Linked DNA regions of Mus musculus: regions 1, 2 and 3 are each linked to region 4. The links are chromatin loops, found by intact Hi-C in ENCODE. Cell type or tissue: heart. All regions are shown on one strand. Region 1 holds the start of Sptb (spectrin beta, erythrocytic). Region 2 has its middle 10 kb from the start of Sptb. Region 3 overlaps Rab15 (RAB15, member RAS oncogene family). Region 4 overlaps Sptb (spectrin beta, erythrocytic).

What was found. Hi-C counts contacts between places; a loop is a spot of excess contacts. Peaks named below come from ENCODE experiments on the same cell type or tissue, not always from the same donor. Only the 100,000 strongest peaks of a DNase experiment are listed, where the experiment ranks them.
Region 1: a loop joins it to region 4, with 3.0 times the contacts of the local background. A loop is called at or near these places in 13 of 42 quality-filtered maps.
Region 2: it touches region 4 in a loop (4-fold over the local background); 19 of 42 quality-filtered maps call a loop at or near these places.
Region 3: a loop joins it to region 4, with 5 times the contacts of the local background. A loop is called at or near these places in 10 of 42 quality-filtered maps.

The regions. Positions count from the first base shown.
Region 1 is chr12:76,707,542-76,712,541 of GRCm38, forward strand. Sptb (spectrin beta, erythrocytic) reads right to left here and starts at 3,006. Exons shown (of 36, transcript NM_013675.3): 1 at 2,394-3,006. In heart, a CTCF peak has its summit at 2,765; DNase peaks (open chromatin) are centred at 1,920, 2,580 and 3,110; H3K4me3 peaks cover 3,671 bases; H3K27ac peaks cover 3,744 bases; H3K27me3 peaks cover 1,539 bases.
Region 2 is chr12:76,718,050-76,723,049 of GRCm38, forward strand. No RefSeq gene overlaps it. Among named protein-coding and RNA genes, the nearest start is that of Sptb, 10 kb to the left of the region's middle. In heart, CTCF peaks have their summits at 2,728 (motif pointing left) and 2,930; no DNase peak of the experiment used is centred here.
Region 3 is chr12:76,801,650-76,806,649 of GRCm38, forward strand. Rab15 (RAB15, member RAS oncogene family) reads right to left here. Exons shown (of 7, transcript NM_134050.5): 2 at 2,794-2,854; 3 at 1,919-1,979; 4 at 1,419-1,496; 5 at 243-332. Among named protein-coding and RNA genes, the nearest start is that of Gpx2, 8.6 kb to the left of the region's middle. In heart, a CTCF peak has its summit at 2,423; no DNase peak of the experiment used is centred here; H3K27ac peaks cover 599 bases; H3K27me3 peaks cover 1,088 bases.
Region 4 is chr12:76,648,098-76,653,097 of GRCm38, forward strand. It overlaps Sptb (spectrin beta, erythrocytic), which reads right to left. Exons shown (of 36, transcript NM_013675.3): 2 at 1,680-1,881. The coding sequence starts at 1,827. Among named protein-coding and RNA genes, the nearest start is that of Sptb, 60 kb to the right of the region's middle. In heart, a CTCF peak has its summit at 2,130 (motif pointing right); a DNase peak (open chromatin) is centred at 2,184; H3K27ac peaks cover 2,436 bases.

The DNA of each region.
Region 1 (5,000 bases), 59 kb after region 4:
AATCTTAAAAGGACAACAGACCAAGGAATCCTGGCCTCACTGCATCTCTCATCAGCTGTGTGGGATGAACAAGTTATTTAATTCCCTGAAAATTTACTTTAAAAAATGAATTATTGTGGTGTACGTGTGTGCATGAGTACTGGGACACTTGTGGAGGTCAAAAGACAACTTTGTGGAGCGCATCACAAGGCTCGAACAACAAACACCCTTACCCACTGAGCCATCTCACCAGCCGCGCTCTCTTTGCTTTTTAAAATGGGATAATATGAGTGACCTTGCAGAGTTGATAATTAAGTGCCATATAAGGCAACCTTGATCACTCATTCTCTCATTCAGTCAACAAAGACTATCTGAGAATCCACTACCAGTCAGCCACAAGTACATAAAAGATAGACTAAATGAAAGCTATTATTCTTTTTATTCATCAAAAACCTACTATTTTCCAAAATTGTGACAGACACTGACATTAGTTCAAAGCTTTCGCTCACACCTAGTTTCCATAAAATAGCCACATTCATTTTGTCAAGCGTGATGGCAGGTGGGAGTCAGCCCCCTATTACGCCTTCAGCCCCAAGCGAACAATCCAACAGGTGTGTTGGTTCCACCGGACACCTTCAGAACACCTACACAAAGCAATGACCAGAGCAAAAAGCGGTATCCCAGCTCTCCCCTGGGCAAGTCACTGGGGAGAACTCAACATGCCTGCGCAGCAAGGCCCAGCCTGAATGCCTGGGAGTTTTTGGGTGCTTTCAATTCCTTGAGTGGACTCTATGTCTTCAGAGAACTCAAGATTAACTGGACTGGCTCATCCCCAGCCACTACCACTGGGCCACTGATAAAGGGAGGTGCACCAGCAAAAGGGTCCCTCTCCTTTCAACTGTGCTTTACTCAACACTGGAATGTGATAACACTTTGTATAAACGATTGGCCTCATCTGGAGATTGGTGGGCTCTTCTCTGTTCTAAGTTTACTGTTCCTTTTGTTAGCTAGTCCCCAAGCCTCTGTGGGTGCTGGGCATTCAGTACATAGTGAACAAACAGTCTACACTTGTAAGAGTTTCCCATAACATTCTGGAAATCAGGGCTCATTGGAAAAGCATATGAAGTCTGATCCTGGAATAGGAGATGACTACCCTGGGTCGTAGTCATAGAGCAGTGAAAAGAGAATTCTAGATTAAAATTCTGAGCGATCCGTGACGCTAAGGATAGCCTAAGAGAACAGCTTAAATGTGCCTCGATTTTTTTTTCTTCCCTGAAGGCTCCTCTCATTCAGGAGCTATCTGAATCACCTCCCTTGGAAACTGAACTATATACATCCATTGCACAGGCAGGGGTTTTGTGTGGCTGCCTCCTAGCGTGGAGGTGACAGCCGTATCCTCTCCCCACTGAAGTTCTTAGTAAAAAAGAGACCATCACTATATAATCCCATCCCACCCTGCCGGATGCATCTAAAACAATGGCTTCTTTCCATATCCCTTCAGTGAGTTAAGGGTGTTATTAACTGTAGCACCTCTAATTGCTCACTGAAAACAGTGGTTTGGATATTAATAGACTATAAATCAAGGCCCTACCTAAGGCTTGTTGTCACGGAAACTGTACTCAAGCCTCGTAGCTATTTCCCCTTTGGGAAGTCTGGGTAAGTTGGTGGGACTTGAGGATTGTGTTAGAGCTCTTGTTTCTTCCATTTTCTGCTATTTCTCCGGGGCCAAGTTGCTGGAACTGGCACGAAGGGTAACCGTAGAGTGGGCAGTAGCTTGGAGATAAGGAACTCAAAGGGAAAAGGTGGGGGTCCTTGAAGTATAGTCCTGGGACACTTGATCTCTCCCTTCTCAGTCTACACTGGGCCACTCTGCACGTCCTGCCTGACATCCTGAGGCCCGGCCCCCTCTGCTGCCCTGAACTGTCCTCCCAGCCTTGGCACTGGGCAGCCCTGGAGCGCGCTAGCCAAGTTCCAGAAGAGGATCCGACACGCCCGGGGGTTTGAGAAACCAGGCAGCAGGAGGCACAGACGCGGACAGTCCTTAGACCGACGACAGGCAGCCCCCCCCCCCAACTTTGCTCCCAGGCGAGGGTCCTGGGGGAGGCGGCCAAGAGCACAAACCCCCCAAACCCACTCCCCGTGCCCCACGGCGACACTCTACTAGCTGGCTTCCCAAAGCTAGCGCCCTGCTCGCCCAGCGCCTGCGAAACCCACGCGGGTTCCCGCGTCCCGGGGTGACGACTGCCGCAGCCGCCAGGGCCTCCTGGGCTCCTCACCCCTCCCGCCCCGTGCTAGGCACCCGGGGCCAGGCCCCCACCGGGCTGTCGCGTCACCCGCCCCCTGGGCCCCGCACTCCCCGGCGCTGGCTCCGGGGCACCCAGCTCCCTCCCGTCGCGCGGCCCTCGGGGACTCACCTGCGCTGGGGCTGAAGCGGCGGCTACCCCGAGCCCGGGGGCGGCGGCGCAGGGGGAGGAGGGCAGCACGGGGCTCCTGGCACAGTGGCCGCCGGGCGCCTGGTGCAGCGGAGCCGCGGACCCGCCCAGAGATATAAATAACATTATCTGAGGAGGGACATTCCTGCCGGGGGACATCGCTGCTGCCGGGACCAGATAGTCCCGCGGCGGGGGCGGGGAGGCGGGGCTGCAGCCTCCCGCAGCGCCAGGCCCGCCTTCCCCACCCACTCCTGCACCTGCCAATCAGACTGCGCGCCCGGGGGCACCTGCCTAGCCGCTAGCGCCGCCGCCGCTGGGACCTGGGACGCCAGGGTCCTCTCTCACCTCCCCTGATCCCGCACACACAGAGCCCCTTGCCACGGGAAGAGGACTCGACTCTGCTGCTCCGGCCTAATTTGTGTGCCCGGAGCCGCAAGCTGGCGGCGAAAAGGAGTCCTCCCAGCCTTTCCCGCCTAGCGTCCCTGCAGACTACGATCTGGTTTTGAAAAAACATCTAAAGACCCGTTTAGGCCATAGGGTGGGTGAGGAGGGCGCCCCGGCTGTAATGCCCCTCCGGAGATAGGCTGGAAGGGACAGATTGTTCCCGCGGGCGGGTTACGTTAGAAAGCGCGCTCCCGGCCGGCTACAACCGGCTGGTAGTAGGAGCAGACGCTGGGAGCACAGGGGGTGGGCACTGGGCCGAGGCCCCCGCCCCCAGCCTGCGGGCTGGAGGCCGCGGCTCCTGCTTGTAAGCAAGGTACTGTCCCGGAGAACCCGGCTGTGCTGGTTGGTGGCGCTCAGCCTACAGTTGCATATTGCAGGGTCCATAATCAACAGGCAAGCCAGCATACCAGCCCACCTGCACCATCCTGTGAGCCCGGGTCTCCGGGCAAGACCCTGCTTTCTCACTGCAAGCTTTGGTAGGGTGGTGTACAGCAGGCCAGAGGAGATGCTAGAACCAAGGGTGTCAAGTACATCTGCGACTAGGGAGGGTGACACACGGACGAACACGGGCGGCTTGCAAGGCAGGCTATTTCCTTGACTTTTTAACAATACAAGGTCATCGCTCTGTAATGTTGGTTGCGTGCCTTGCTGTACCTTTCCTTGTTTTATTTTTATGGGGGGGGGGGAGGGGCGGCCCTCCATACGCTGTGCCTGGGATGGTCTCTCACAGACTATCAACCCGGGTAATCGCAAGTGTAATGGAGACACCAGTGGCGATTAAAAAGAGCATAGATGCAGAAGGGAGCTTTAACTTTGATGCTCCCCGGAATTCTTAACAGGAAACAGCCTTTCTCTTGACTTGTTTGCTTGAGTGTATAATTACGCTGTTTTCTAGGATTCATGAGCAAAGTGTGTTGAGTTGCCAGATGTTCAAGCTTAGTATTGGGTATTAAAGGTACGCAAAAGATATTTCACTGCCTGCTGCCGTCACACTTCTTTTGAGAGTAGGTATTTGGACAGTAAAAATGCTAATTGGGACAAAATCCACAGGTATTAAAAAGCCATAGAACTCTTCCCTCCCCTTTTGCCTGAGTTCTTATTACATACTAATTTCCCAAATGGCATCAGTATTACAAGGAAAATGACACACCGGCCTGGGCTATCCTAGAGGTTAACAGCGACCTCCCACCTCCTTCCCCCACTCAGACCATCTAGCAATTCTCTGTAGTGAGCAAGAGCTGTAGATCTTAAGCAAAGCACACATTTAGCACTCCAAAGGCCCTGGGACTCCCCAATATCCTCCAGCACCACCCCAAACCATTTGCTTTGCTTGTTGTTGAGTTCAAAATCATCTTTTTAGGAACTAATTCCTGGCAAAAACAAAAAACAGGCCAACTTCAAAAGCTGAGACTTAGATATCACAAGTAGAAATCCTTGATCTATTTTTGAAAGAAAAAGGGAGGGTTGGAATTATGTATTTATGTGTTTTAAACCGTGTGTGAATAAACTTATTAAATAAATTCATGAATCCCAGAATTGCAGCTTTGCAGCTACGTAATTATATATTAGAGGAAACAGATAATTCTTAGCTATAGGCTTGAGGCTCTGAACTGAATGGTTGCACACATATTTTCCTTTGGAGCGTTCAAATTTATAATTTTCAACCACAAGAAAAAAATGAATATGACGACGACAAACGCTCCAAAGCAACAGACAGATTAGTCCAAGATTTTACAAACCAGCTCTTCTGCTGTGGCTATCTCGACTTTAGCTGAACGATAAATAATTCAATACAACCTCATTTGCTGCAGATCCTGTTATCCTGACAACATCCCCAAATGCTTCCCAGCTAATAGAGTTACAGTGACATGATAAATCAGAGCCCAGTGAGAGAGGAAGTTTAGAAGTGCAGAGAGAAAGGGCATTGCACAAGCACAGGAATGAGAAATTCGGGACAGTGTGGGGGAGGGAGGGGGGACACTGATAGAAAGGTTCACTATCAAGGTCATTGTTGAGACAGAGCGTCTTCAGGGGCCTTCTTAGAAAACTGTACAGTATCTATAAAGTATCGTTGAGAATTCTCTACAGGAGATAAAGATGGACCTTCATCTTCATTGGTCAAAGGACTGTCCCTGCCCATCTTGA
Region 2 (5,000 bases), 70 kb after region 4:
ATGATAGGTTTAGAGTAATTCTTATTTCCTTCTTCTTTTCCTATAGTGTTTGTTTTATAGGCATAGACTATTTTGTAAAAATCAACAGATATTTCCAATTTGGGGAAAATATAGTAAAAACTAAGCAAAATATGTTAGATGTTTTCTTGGAAACAAGTTTTGCCAGAAAGCTAGGCAAGAACAAAGTATTGGTGAACTTGCAAAAGAAATGTCTGAGTATTTTCCTCAATAACTCAGATAGTTTTTTGTTTTGTTTTGTTTTAAAGATTTATTTATTTATTATATGTAAGTACATTGTAGCTGTCTTCAGACACTCCAGAAGAGGGAGTCAAACCTCGTTACTGATGGTTGTGAGCCACCATGTGGTTGCTGGGATTTGAACTCTGGATCTTCAGAAGAGCAGTCGGGTGCTCTTACCCACTGAGCCATCTCACCAGCCCTTGTTTTGTTTTTTAAACAAAGGTAAAAACCTCTTTTCTGTTACACAAAGCTGCAGAGCCTATCTATTTTTCCAACTGGGGATATCACCAATCATGTGGGAGATGGGAGTGGCTTGACCCATGTCTGCTCCTCACCTCTTGTCTTCCTCTTGCACTATGAGCTGTCAAGCTATGAGACTGGCCCAAAAGCCAGTCTGAGGCTATAGAAAGACACAGTCCTAACTCCGTAAAGACAGGATGATCTTTATAACTTTGTTTTCTTCACTACCATGCTTTAATTGTTTACGTTTCCAAAAGTTACTTGGCAATTTTTCTTAGTTTATTTGTTGGTTTTGTTTTCTGAGACACTCTTAATTAGTCCAGGCTAGCCTCAAACTCACCATGTAGTAAAGGCTGATCTTGAACTCCTGTGCTGGCTAATTTTATGTCAACTTGACACAGCTAGAGTCACTGGAAAGGGAAGAACCTCAACCGACAAAATGCCTTCATAAAATTAGGCTGTAGACAAGCCTTTAAGGCATTTTCTTAATTAGTGATTGATGGGTGAGGACCCAACCCATTGTGGGTGCCACCCCAAGCTGGTGGTCCTGGGTTCTGTAGGAAAGCAGGCTGAGCAAGCCACAGGGAGTAAGCCAGTAAATAGCACTGCTCCGTAGCCTCCGCATCAGCTCCTGCCTGCAGGTTCCTGCCCTGCTTGAATTCCTGTCCTGACTTACTTTTGATGATGCTGTGGAAGTGTAAGCCAAATAAACCCTTTCCTCCCCAAGTTGCTTTGGTCATAGTATTTAATTACAGCAATAGAAACCCTAAGGAAGACAATTCCTAATCCTTCTGCTTCCAATTCCCAAGTGCTAGAATTATAGACATGTGTTCACCACCACTTCCGCTCCAATCAATCTTGATAATTACACTTATCACTCAAGTAAGAATGAACGTGCAGAACTAATTATTGGAGGCTAGGTAGATTAAGCCAATCTGAAATTCACATACGAAACGTCAACAAAGGAATAACAAGCTTTCTACATACAAAATAGTGAAAGAATTTTTACCCAAAGTAAAATAAATTGGTGAATAACCACTCCCCACACGCGCACACACAAATTGTGTCAGGGACTTAGTTAAATATAGCCACTCCTGTAGCTGTCATTCAAAGAGTGTGACACGTGCTTGTAATACCCTGTAGAAAAATCTCTGAGGGATGAAAGGTCTGTGGCTAAGCTTCTGATGGGCTGTGAGGGACACTTTGTGTCTGACTTCAATTGTTTGTTCTACAGTGTTTGCTGTTCACCAGTGCACCAGGCCTTCTGTATGTTCATTTTGGGGATCATCAGCTCCACAGAGTAACTACACAAGAGTTAGAGAAGAATCTTTGCCTCCAAGGAGAATTGCCAAGAGCCAGACTCAGCAACTCAGGAAGCCAGCTGGCCCTGTGTACTAAGTACTACTCACAGCAGGACACAGAGAGTCCATGTAAGTCAAAGGCAGTAGAAACAGTATCTTTACTGATTTACTGTCTGTGTGCCTCATCCTGCTCTCTGAAGGATGTTTAAAAAAAATCTTACTTTTTACTTACGAGAGAAATCCTGAACCAGCTTTCTCAACTGCCGTGTGCAATGTCTAACACTTAAAAATCTGTCCCAACGTGGGGCAGTGATGGCACACGCCTTTAATCCCAGCACTTGGGAGGCAGAGGCAGGCAGAGGAGTTTGAGGTCAGCCTGATCTACAGAGTGAGTTTCAGGACAGCCAGGGCTACAATGAGAAACTTTGTCTCAAAAACAAAAAAACAAAAAAACAAAAAACAAACAAACAAACAAACAAACAAACGTCTCAAGTTTCCTCTCTGTGGCTCATAGTGTATGCCATGATGGTGAATGATGATAAATGGGCACACACAGAAATAATACTGGGGAGTCTAATAGTCAACTATTACTATGTAAGGTTGCTTTCATTTGTTTACTCCAGTTTACTTTGCAAAGCCTTGTTACAGTATCCCCTTTGCCTCAGGCAATCCTGCTTTGCCCCTGCTATTCCTGCCTAATCATTAACTGTTGCCCTTCGTTCTCAGAACTGTGATACAATATATAACATATATTGATGAGCATCAGCTGCCACCAAGAGGCCCCAGTAAATTCTTGTATATAGAAAGTAACTTGGCTCTAGTCATAAAAGAAAGATTTGTTACAAAAAGACAACCACACAACATAATAAATATTACAATTACTTTATTATTAGTTGCTGTGTCCTATCAAGGACAATTTATCTCTACATAAATTTAAGTCAATTCTGCCCTCTACTGTCTCCTGACAGTATTATGATGCTGTTCACAGAGGCTGATGATCCATTCTGCCCATGTTTAGAGTGGTGGTCTCCAACCTACTACAGTTATATTAGCTTCATAAAGTCTCCCACTGCCTGTGTTGAACCCCACACCTGTAACATTAGGATCTATGGTGGGAAGACCCAAATATCAAGTGTTTGGAAGCCCTCTACCTGGCTTCAATGTACAATCAAGGCTTAAAAATGCTTAAACCACTACTTAAAAGTGTCAGGACAGATATCAGGCAGTGGACACTTTTAGTCCCAGTACTTAGGACTCAGAGACAGGTAGATCTCTGAGTTTGAGGACAGCCTGGTCTACAGAGTGAGTTCCAAGAGAGCCAGGGCTACATAAAGAAGCCCTGCCTAGAAAACCAAATAGTCAAGTCAAATAGTCTGTGTGGTTCACTTAGCCTTTTCATTCCATAGTCTAGATTATGTACTACACGGCTGATCATGTCTAGTTACATTTGGAAGATTTGAGAAAAAGAACATCAGGACAAATCAAATCACTACTGGGAAATTGGCATTACTGTTTCCCCTAAGGGGTGATATTTTCCCTGGTATAAAAGTCTTTTTTTTTTTTTTTAATGTACAGTGATGATATGTGGAACTTTCTAGAAGATGAGTCTATCTAGGCATCAGCCTCGTGTCAGCGCCCCAATTCTTAACTGATGAAATTACCTGCTGAGGAGGCTCCATGGTAGCCAAGAAAGCTGAACCAGAAAGACGGGGCAAATGAGGTAGCACCCATTGCATTAAATTACTGCTTCCTTTGTCTTGAACATTCAGAGTCTTGTTAATGGAGTTCATCATATGGAAAAAGCACTGATGTAAAAGCTCAGGGAATCTGCTGGAGTGGAATTTGCACTAATTAGAACATTAACTAAATTAAGGCACCAGGGAGGACTGAACTCCAAAGGGAATAAGAGAGAAAAAGATACAGAAAAATCATTAATAATCAGCAAGGGAGAGGAAGAGAGCGATACTGCAGAAAGCTAACCAAAAAGGAGATTTCTGATGATTAGTTAGACAGTCACCTCTCACTCTCTTTTCCTAATGTTCACTTCCAAAGCTGACATGTCCAGGGTCTGAGATTCGTCCCACTGGAAGCCATGTTATTCTTCCTAAATTCAAAATGTGGGAACCACCAGAGTGTTGATGAGAGGAGGAAGGGCTCGTTTCAGAATTTGGACACTGAGCTCCTGTGCAATCAGCAGAGGCTCTCAATGCTAAAGGGAGGAAAGGAGGAAGGGATGTAGTGGGGAGAGGGTTAGGCCTTTATTCACCCTTGTTTGCAGTTGTGTGATGTCATTCTGTCCAGCAAACAGCAAGACTTGGCACAAGTGTGACAGGGGTAGAGACTTGGAAACCACGTTAGAAACTAGCTTGAAAGATTCCATCTGCGGCTGATCTTGTTGTGGAACAATTACCGAGGCTTTCAAAGGTTTCTTTCCAAGTAGTCAGCCTGCACAGAGTGGAAACACCTCCATAGATGTATTTATGGGCTCAGAAGAACTGCCAGGCCTGGTGGCTCATGCTATAATTACATGACTTGGAAGGAACAGGGTTGCCATGAGATCAAGGCCAGTTTGAGCTGAGACCTTGTCTTAAAAACTGAAAAATGAATGACTTTTTTTTCTGGGTGATGGCCACCATGAGTCCCTGATGGAAGCTAGAAGCACTTACAGAGAACTCTCTACCTGGGGAAGGAAGGAAGGAATGGATGTTTATACTTAAATATGTAGTTTTACGTATAGTCGCATAACTATGTTTGCTACTCAAAAACACTTGATTGATAAAATAGCCATACATCAACTTATTTACATTGCTGTAAACATATATTAATATAACCATAAGCACCCCAAAATCTGTGAATGAACTAAAGTTAAATTGTAAGAGCCTGCCCCTTTAACACTTGTAGTGAACAAATAATATTTTGTTTGTTTCTTTGGTTGGTTGGTTGGTTTGTTGGTTTCATCTTGCTATGCAGTCTAGGCTGGTTTTGAACTCAAAATCCCCCGCTGCTACTTGCCAGGTACAGGATTACAGCAATGTGCCACTATGACGGGCTTTAGCACAAAGCATTCCTGTAGCCTTAAAATGGAAACTGACACTAAAATGAAAACAAAAGTAGTCTGGGCATGGTAGTGGTGAACCTTTAATCCTAGCAAACAGGAGGGAGAGGCAGGTGGATCGCTGTGTGCTTGGGGTAGCCTGGTCCACATAATGAGTTCTAGGC
Region 3 (5,000 bases), 150 kb after region 4:
CAGCAGCTCCTTCCTCATTGTCACAGAGGAGGTCTTCTGAGCACAGCAGCACCACCCTGTTTAGGGCGCTGCGCACCTTGCCTGAGAGCGCTTACTTTCCCCCATGAGCACCCCTGAGGACCAGAAAGCAAGCTTTCTCTCTCACTCCCCAGCCTTGCATTGTGCGTGCACTCTTGGGTCCCTACTCTCAGCACAGGCCCTGCTAGTGCCATAGAAACCCTGAAGGGTGGGACTTCACCTACCTGCTGCCCCTGCTCTCTCCCCACCTGCCGTTTCTGCTCTTCATCAGCCTTATTCCCAATTAGGATCTTCTGGACTCCTTCTGGAGCGTACTAGGGACAAACAGAGGTGAGCCTAATTGAGGGCCCTTCTTCATTTCCAGATCCCAGATCGGCTCCACCGGCCTCCACCACCGCGTTCAAGACCGCGAGACAGAACAGGCTCCCATTGTACAGGAGCCCCTATCTCCTTTATCTGCAGTTTTGTTTTCCACAATTTCAATTACCACCAGTCAGCCTTGATCTAAAAAATATTAAGTGCAATATTCCAGAAACAAACAATTCATAAGTAACCTTTATTGTAGCACGGTGCAATCTTGCTATTATTGTTGTTGTTTTTTTTTTTTACCATGTCTAATTTATATATTTTTGTCACAGGTATTCAAGAATAGGGAAAACCAACTGGGCAGTGGTAGCGCACACCTTTTATCCCAGTGCTTGGGAGGCAGAAGCAGGCGGATTTCTGAGTTTGAGGCCAGCCTGGTCTACAGAGTGAGTTCCAGGACAGCCAGGGCTACACAGAGACACCTTGTCTTAAAAACAAAACAAAACAAAACAAAAAAAAAAAGACTGGGGAAACCCATCGTATGAAGGGCTTGGTACTGAGTGCTCAGCTTCCATTGTGAGTCATGGGGACCACAATACCATGGCTGACCCCCTGAGTGTCACAGGGACATCTTAGGGTAGAAGATACCACAACAGAAGCCTCTTTGGGCTGAAGGAATGGTGTCTGAACTACACTGGGCTTCATTTAGCCTTTATTTGACAGATAAGGGCTTGGGGACCCAAGGAGTCAACATGGCTTTGCCAAGGATGCACCAGGTGCACAAGCAGATCTAGAAGCCCAGACTTGCAATTCCACCTGGCCCCAAGGGTTTGGGAAGGGAGCTGCCCATGAGGTAGTCCTGGGACTAACGCCTCTCCAGGAAAGACACGGCTACAAAGCCTTGCGGGGTATACCGAATACGGGTATGGAAGTGTTGGCTTTTCCAGCCCAACTTGCCCAAAGGTCTCTATGTCAAGTCAGAAAAGGCAAGATTGTTTGACAGACCCTTAGAGCTTGCTTTTGTCCCATGGCCCTTGTTTTCTTTTTCCCTAAGCACCCTTCCTCCATCCCATCAGAGAGGCGGCGTCTCCTACCTCATCCACGTCACTGACCCACTTCATGATATGCTGATAGGAGCGCTCACTGCTAATGTCGTAGACTAAAAATATTCCCTGAGAAAGAGAGGGGGAGAGAGACACACAGATGGGAGACATACATAGAAGAAGGTACAGTCATGTAGACTGGTGTCCTTGTATGTCCGGCCCACCCCCTTCTCCCGGCCTACAGTGAGGATGCCTCAGCCATGCTTGCTTTCCCTCAGCTGCTCCCAGCTAGGAGGGCAGTGCCTGATTTGACCAGGCTCTGTGGCATGAGGTAGAGGAGGCAGAGCAGAGGCTGTGTGTGAGAGTGAAGAAGGTACGCTAAGCGGTCTGTGAATGGTTGCAGAACAAACGACTAGTGGGAAAGAACGAGGCTCCCCAGCAGGCAATCTGAGGACTCCAACTCAGAGGTCAGTGACTCAGGCATCTCGAACACCCAGTGCTGAAAGTGTGAGTAGCAGTCTCCCGGGTCTGACCCTGAAGTGGTGGCTCACCTGGGCTCGCCGATAGTACTGCTTTGTGATAGTCTGGTACCTCTCCTGCCCTGCTGTGTCCCTGCAAGAAAAAGCCAGTCTCTCAGAGAAGAGGCCATAGGGATAGAAGATGAGAAGCAGGAGCTAGGGAGTCTCTGTACCCTAAGAGGAAATACTGCAGAGTTTCAGGGTGAACACTTAGTAGTGCTCTAATCCCCAAGAGTATCCAAACACACCCTAATCTTCCAGGGGAGGCCTGGTCCTTGGCATCGGCACGGGCAGGGCCCCAGGCACTCTTCTTAGGACCTACAACCTGACAGAGCTTTAGACAGCTCTCCAGAACTCAGCCACTGTGGCCGTGATTGAGCAGATGGGAGGATCTGTCACACACCCAGTGACCAGGACATCTCGAAAGGCAATTTCCCACAGTATTCTAGGATTGGGAGGTGTCTCCATATTAAGTGAGTGGTAAGGGCTTCCAAGACCTTTAGGCCAGAGAGACACAGAGACACAGCAGCCCCTGGTGACCAATAGTGGAAATTGCACCATGTGGTTAGTACTGAGGCAATCTCAAAAACCAGTCCCAAGCTAAACCAGAGAGTGGTACTCTCAGCCTCCCTGTCTTAAGCGCAGTGGTACAGAGTACCACTAATTCTGAGATGAGCCCACAACGCTATTCTACCAATTCCTCCGACTTCCCTCCCTTTAGTGAGCTCTCCTCACTCCCATGGTTTGTTGAGATTAAGGTTCACAGAACAGATGGGGGTGTCTGATCTCGCTCTTCATAGAGGTACCCAGTTATCTCGGATGGAGCACAGGTTTACAAATGACAGGGGTACTCAGGGGCAGCTCAGAGCCCTCCCTCCATTACCCTCCTCCTCCTTGGCTCGACTCACCAAATCTGTATTCTCACTTTGATGCCGTCTACTTCGATAGTCTTCATCTTAAAGTCAACACCTGGAGAAAGCAAGCAAGTCAGGAAGGGCTCCCTCAAAGAAGGCTGGGACACTCAAAAAGCATGGAAGGGACTCCGCTTTGGTCAAATGTGACAAAGAGGTGACCAGAAGCAAGCTCCTTCACTAACATTTAAACTCTAAACAGATCCTAAAGAGGCACTTAGAGCTTTGGATGGGGAGTGTCCATTTCACTTCCCAAGCTTCCATTTCCTTGACAGTAAAAAGTGGGAACAGTCAAAACAGCCAAGGCGGTGGTGGCGCACGCCTTTAATCCCAGCACTGGGGAGGCAAAGGCGGGCAGATTTTTGAGTTCGAGGCCAGCCTGGTCTACAGAGTGAGTTCCAGGACAGCCAGAGCTACAGAGAGAGGGAAGAAAAAGTGGGAACATTACAAATTCTGATCTGGTTGCTAAGAAGCCCCTGAGAGAGACAGTGCTGGCCTGCACACTCTGCTGCAGCTATCACTGACTGAGTGCAGTGCCAGGCATGCAGCAGGTGCACCAAGACCATCAACTGATAGGGAAAGCAGGAAGGTACAGAAAACCCAGAGTTCTCTGCTTCCTCTGTCCTAGGCCCTGAAGCCCTAAACTGCCAGTCCTACCAGAACCAAGAACCCAGAGGAGAAACATTTGAGGAAATCTACAACAAGGGAAGTGAGCGCCATCTGGCAGGGTCAGGAGAGATGCCTGAATCACCATGCCTTTCCCAGCCCCAACTGTGCCCAGGCACTGTGCCCAGGGATTCAAGAGCTACTCACAGGGCATCACAATCCACGGTCTTGAGCTGGGGAACATGGGAAAGGTACTGTGTGCTATCCATCAGCAGCTGAACATCCAGTCCAGAAGGTCCCAAGGATGCCAGCGTTCCCAACCCCGTCGGCATTCTCCCTCCACATCTGGGCTTTGCCAAGCAGGAAAGCATGGTCTCTTATCTCTCCTGTCCCCAGGTTTCCACCAAAAGAGACATTAAAGTCAGCCTCTCCCCTCCCACCACCAAGAACAATCATCTTTTAATCAGAAGGGACAAGAAGCTTCGGAATGGAAGACCCAAACTAAATCAAGCCGGTCAGGCATGAATCATGCCTGCCTGAGCTGATTCATATCTACGCGGCTGTACTTTTCCAAATGGCATTCTTCGCTGTGTCAAGAGAAAGGATGATGAAGAGGAAGAGGATGAAAGGAGAGGGACACCTGGCCCTGGTGGGAGGCAGCAGCCTACTTCCTCCCTCCTTGGACAAATAGTTACAAGGAATTGGCTTCTCCTCAGAACTTGATATAGGAGGCAAGCAAGAATCAAGACATTCTTGTTTCAAAGACTGGTACCTTCGTCCAAGAAGGAAGAGGGAATTCCCCATATAATAAACCTAGCTCACACTCATAGCCTGGTCAGGAGTGCTCCTTGTTCAAAGTATTCATAGGAGAGTTTTATTGCCTCAACCCCTGAACATCCGTGAAATTTTCCACTGTGCCCTGCACAGGTCTCAGTCTCAAGGTGGACACAGCAGCAGAGACACATGGTCCCTCCCCTTACAGGGGACAGTAGGAAGGAAGGGCTCAGATGCAAATAACCTGCCTGAGGTTAGCACAGTGTGGATCAGAGTTTCAAACAAGGGCTTGCTTAATGCTGGAATGCATGCCCCCACCCCTGTACCGATTGGGGTGGGGGGAATGAGTGTGTGAGGGGAGAGTTGTTTGTTAGCATGTTAACCCCTCATGGAAGTGGTTAATATTATCAACTGAACAGGAATCTGGAATCACAAGCTTTTTGGACTGAGAGGGAGTCTCTAGATTGTATCAACTGAGGTGGGAAGATTCACCCTAAATGTGTGGGGGGTGCTATTTCAAGATATGGGGGTCCTAAGCTGAGTAAAAGCGAGAAGGCAAGCAGGGCTGGAGCATTTAGTTCCTCCTGTTTCCTTCCTCACTGCAGATGCAATGTGATAGCTCCCTCAAGCTTCTGCCATGGCCCTCAGACTGTGGGCTAAAGTAAACTCCACCTTCCTTAAGTCACTTTAGTCTGACATTTTATCACACGGACCAAAATAAATAAATAAATAAATAAATAAATAAATAAACCAAAAGAGAAGTCTTCACTGTTTGTTTTCCTGTGGGTCCTGTGCTGAGAGGAGGAGCTGCCAATCCTCAGGAG
Region 4 (5,000 bases):
CGAGCACTTCTGATTTCCCAAACTCCATACGGCCCTCACCGCCCAGCTCCTGGCAAATGCCCCCACATTCTGACTCTCTGCGTATCATCTCCTTTGCTTTCTCATTGCTATTTAATTTATGTGTCTTCCCCACAGTTCTTCTCCAGTTCCACTCATGCTAATTAATTGTGAGCACAGTTCATTTTTCCCTATTAGATTATAAGTCCTTAGAGACTGATGCTATATTGAATTTATCTCTGCGGTTCCCCCACTTTCCTTTCATGTTTAGCTGGGGGGATAGATTTAAACTTTGTGGCCATACAACATATAATTACTAAAATGAAATTTACCTAGGTTTCCAGTGTGTGTATATGTATGTCTGTGCATGTGTGCACCCATATGCACACATGTACACATTAGCTGTGAAACAGATCATGGATCGGGTCCTATGATGACAAAAGAGAGGAGATGCCACAGTCCCTTCTTGGAGTGAGAAGCCATTCCCAAGGGGCCTAAGTCCCTGCTCCTGCCTCCAGATTTCCCAGGAACAATGGTGTCTGAGAATAAAGTGGAGAGGAAAGGAAGAGACAACTTAAGCAAGGCCGTAAAACAGAGAATCTTTGTCAAGGCCAAAAGTGCTTATGGGAAAGCCTGAGACTTTCTGGCAAGGTAGAAGATGGCAGCAGGCAGTGATTGGTGTTCAGGTCCAGTCAGGTAAAGGCTAGCTCCTCCCACTCACACACACAGCCCATAGAGCTCAAAGTTTCTTTATTGGCCAAAGATTTAGGGTCAGTTCTCTTGAGTCAAGTTCCAGGGAGACAATAGAAGCAGTTAGTAAAGGAGGGAAAGGGTCCTAAAAAAGCAGATCTCAGCTAGCAGGCAGAGAAGTCATTCTACTAGAGATGTTAAGATATTCCCTGCCATGAGCATGTGCACACACACACACACACACACACAAACCACACTCTCAAAGGAGGAAAAGCCTTGTGCCATACTAGGGCTCACAAACAGAGGCTCCACCATAGCAAGGAAGGACAAGGATCTGGGGCGGGGGGGGGGGGGTTCGACTGTAACCTTCTGACCCCCATGGTCCTGAGCAGTACCTGTCAAGGCCTTGATCTGAAAGGGCCTGGCTGAGCTGTTCTCATAATCCAGCTATGAATAAATCAGTAAGACACTGCTAAGCACCAATCCAACCCCAGTTCAAGATGAGAGGCTTCATGCGGTAAATGTCCTTCCTAAGGCAGACTGGAAAGGATGGTCTCTGTTTACAATTTCCTACCTTCATTGGGACCACAGAGGAAGCAACGGTAATTGCTCTCTCCGTACATATAGGCAAGGTAGTAAGGGCACAGGTCACCTCTTGAACTTGTGCCTGTGTAGCCCCTCAGACACTCCTTACTCACATTTTTCACTTTGGTCCCAGGTCACTTGGAACAGAGACAGATGGCCGAACCACCCTCCACCAATGCCAGCATTTCCCTGACTCTCAGAACAATTGGGAGGAAGTTGAGGATTCTGGGACAAGCTGCTGAAGCCTGTATTCCCTGGGGAAAGGGTGCTCTCGGAACTTGGCAAAGGTGTTCCCAACACTGCCATATGAGAGCTCACATACAGAGGCTCCACCATAGCCAGGAGGGACATGGACCTGATAAGGATTATGACTGTAACCTTCTGACCCCCATGGCCCCAAGCAGTACCTGCCAAGGCCTTGATCCGTGACCTCTCAAAGAGCCTGGCTGAGCTGTTGTCATTATCCAGTTCGTCATCGGGGGCATCCCAGCGGGCGTTAATCCGGCTGAATGGTGGCTGGTTGCCCACGTTTTCAAACTCCGTGGCCGATGTCATGTCAGCAGGCTCTTCTTAGCAGCTGTGCCTGGCTCAGTCTTCATGGAAGGGTCCCTAGGGGACAGCAACACAGGCAAAGGGTTAGCATCCAAGCCCCTTGCTCTTTTTCTCGGTGGGGACTTATGAGGGAAGTCCAACAGAAGCAGATCCTATGGAAGCCACACACTGTCAGGGCAGTTTCTTCCCCTGGGGTCTCAGGGCCCTGTGTTACAAAATATTGCAGCAGGAGTAACGGCGGCATTGGCTGTGACAGTGACAGTGTTTGGGACAGGCTGAGAGCTGCATGCGGCAGGGTCAGGATGGCCAGCAGGTGGAGACATCAGTCCCAGTGAGCCAGCTTCCGTCAAACCTGCTGCTGCCTGGGCACTGGAGCAGCTTAAGAGACAGCTCTCCTGGGAACCAGAGGCTGGGGATTGTGGGATGGGCACTCAAGGAAGAGACACCTCACCTCAGTCAGGGACTAAGATCAGAAGTCTGCCTGGGGGGTGGGTGGAGACAAAGGCAGGTGTGGGGGGGGGATGACAGTTGCAGTTGACTGGGTCTGACTTAAACGGAACCAGTGTGGGGTTGGGTGGGGGTGGAGACATTGAGTCTATCAGGCTGCCCGCCCTGCCCCTGAGACTCCACCCTTAACAACAGAAGAAGTCAAGTTTCTTCTTGTTCTTTTTGTTTTGTTTTGTTTTCTTCTTGAAAGTGTGAGCAGTTGTTGGAATAAGGTCTCCTGTTGAATCCCTGACCAGTCCAAGCAGCCCAGAGAGCCAGGGTAGCAGTAGCAGGCACTGTACGTCATGACAAAAGGAGAACTGGGTATGTTAGGGACTGAGTGCCAAGAACCACGTGATTGGCAAATGCTTTCCAAGGAAGTCTGGAGGCACTCGTGGAAGGATGGGTCGAAAGGGACAAGAATCTAAACGAAAGGAAATATCAACACTGAAGATAAGAAGCAACAGCAAGAACCAGGGAGCCGGCGAGTAACTGGAGAATAGGAGATGTTGGGGAGAAAAGAGAGACAGGAGGTGGCAGCAGCGGCCATCTTGGTTACCAATGTTCACGGCCTTGGGAAAATTACTGCCTTCTCTCATCTGTGCCTGGGAACTTAAGAGATTCCAAGTTCAAGTCTGTACTTCAGAATGGGGGCCCAGAGCTTTCCCATTCACGAGAGTAACCATGGGTGGAAAGGCCAGGGAGGCGGGCAAACAACAAACATGAATAACTACTAAACTATACACCGTCTTTTCACATATGCCAACACGTGGGCTCACATCCCCAGGAGGTTCACACAGGCAGGAGGCACAATGCTTGCTTGCCACTCTGAGCGCGACTGCAGTGTTTGGACCTTACTCTTCAGACTTAGTCACTTCAGACTCTTGTCTCCCAGTCTGATAAATCAATCCCACCACATCCCTTTGAGGTAAGACAGGAGCCAAAATTATCATCTCTAACTGCACAAGGGAGAAAAAGACACAGGATGGGGCCTCCCCAAGGTCGTCTACCACTACTGTAGGGGCTTAGACAACAGGTCATGCTAGAGTCCTGTTATCACCCTTGACCGAAATGGTCTTAGGGATAGGGAGAGAGAATTGGGCCATTGGGAGAGTGTGTCCCAGATGCTAGCGCTGAACGAAGGTATTTACTGCTCAGGGCAAAGAGAACGTGCAAAGTGGGAAAGCCAGTCATTATCCTGAACACAGTATCCCCCACACCATGCCAGGCCTGTGCTCAAGACTACTGTTGTCCCTTTGAACAGCCCGTTCTCCGTAATGGACTAACTGCTTCTAGGGCTGGGCTGTCCTCTCGATGGTCTGAGCAGAGACAGCTGGGAAGGGTTTCCCTACTTCTCAAGCCTTTACTGCCTCCCCGGAGGAACGCAATGACCACTGACTTGGAAGTGTGAGTCAGACAGAGGCTGACAAGCTGACCACCACCTGCACAGCCACAAGCTTATCCAGAAGCCCCTGAGAGGGGCCAAGTTGTCAGATGTGAGGTAAGATCGCCTGTGAGCCCCAGAGGTAACCAGACCCTGGCTCACTCCCTTCATCCCAGGCTATTTTTAAGAGTGGCTGAGAGAGGCCCAGGCTGCGGGTCTGGGAGTGAGATTACCTTAGCTATGGCTTCGTAAATAAGTCTGCCCCAGAAAGATGAGCCCAAGTAGGCAGACCAGCAGAACCAGCGTGCAAGACAAGATTGATGGCCCTGGGTGCAGGAGATCAGGGACACAACAGCAATTCATCCTGCTTAAAAACACCATCCTTCCTGAGACCGCAGCTCACAAAGGACAGCAGCCAGACAGTGGCCCTGCCAGGAATGTGGGGAAATACATTTGTGTATCTGAACAAATGAGTCTAGTATGTTTGTTTGCTTGTTTGCTTGCTTGATAACAGAAGGACCAAGTCCCTGGGGATAGATACCACAGAAGAAATGAGAATGGGGTCTCTTCCTCCTGACACCTTCCCTAGCCCCTGCCCAGGTGGCAATTTTGCCAGAGTCAAGGGTTGGTGGGTGAGGTGTGTCCACATGCTGAGGCAAAGATGGTCTCAGAGAGGGCGGATTACCTATGGTGATTCCAGAAATGAACAACACCCCCCACCCCAGGCCAAGGCAATGAGCCTGAAACCAAATTCAACCCAGTGCTTTCTCGGTGTCACCCAGGTCCCTCCTATTACCATCACCAGGACCCTTCAAAGGCCTGGCCAGAAGAACCACTATAGCTAAAGAGAATAGCATATGATGGGGTCTCACGGGAAAACATCCGATCAAACCAGGAGCCACAGAAATGGCATTCAAGTTGTCATCTGAGGGGAACTTAGAAATGGGGTGATGTGGTCAAAGCTTCAATGATGTCAGTCACTGATGCATGCAGAGTGAACTTCCATGACTCATGGAGGCCCCCATACAAGCCTAAACTTGGACCTTATGGCCCTGTCAGCAAAAGGAGAGAGGGTGTCTTATGGGTAGTGCTTGAGCATACAACTCCCATTTCACCCCAAAGATCTTAAGCTACCAAACCTCTTATCAAAGAGTAGGCGGGTCTCCTTTGTCACATCTCCAGAGTCATCCTTATCCCTTCCTTGTCTCCAGGTGACATTGCAGGACAAGCCCTACGGAGCTGTGGGGAGCCGCCCTCACATTCGCCGTTGCAAGATGGCGCTGACATCCTGTGTTCTAAGTGGTAA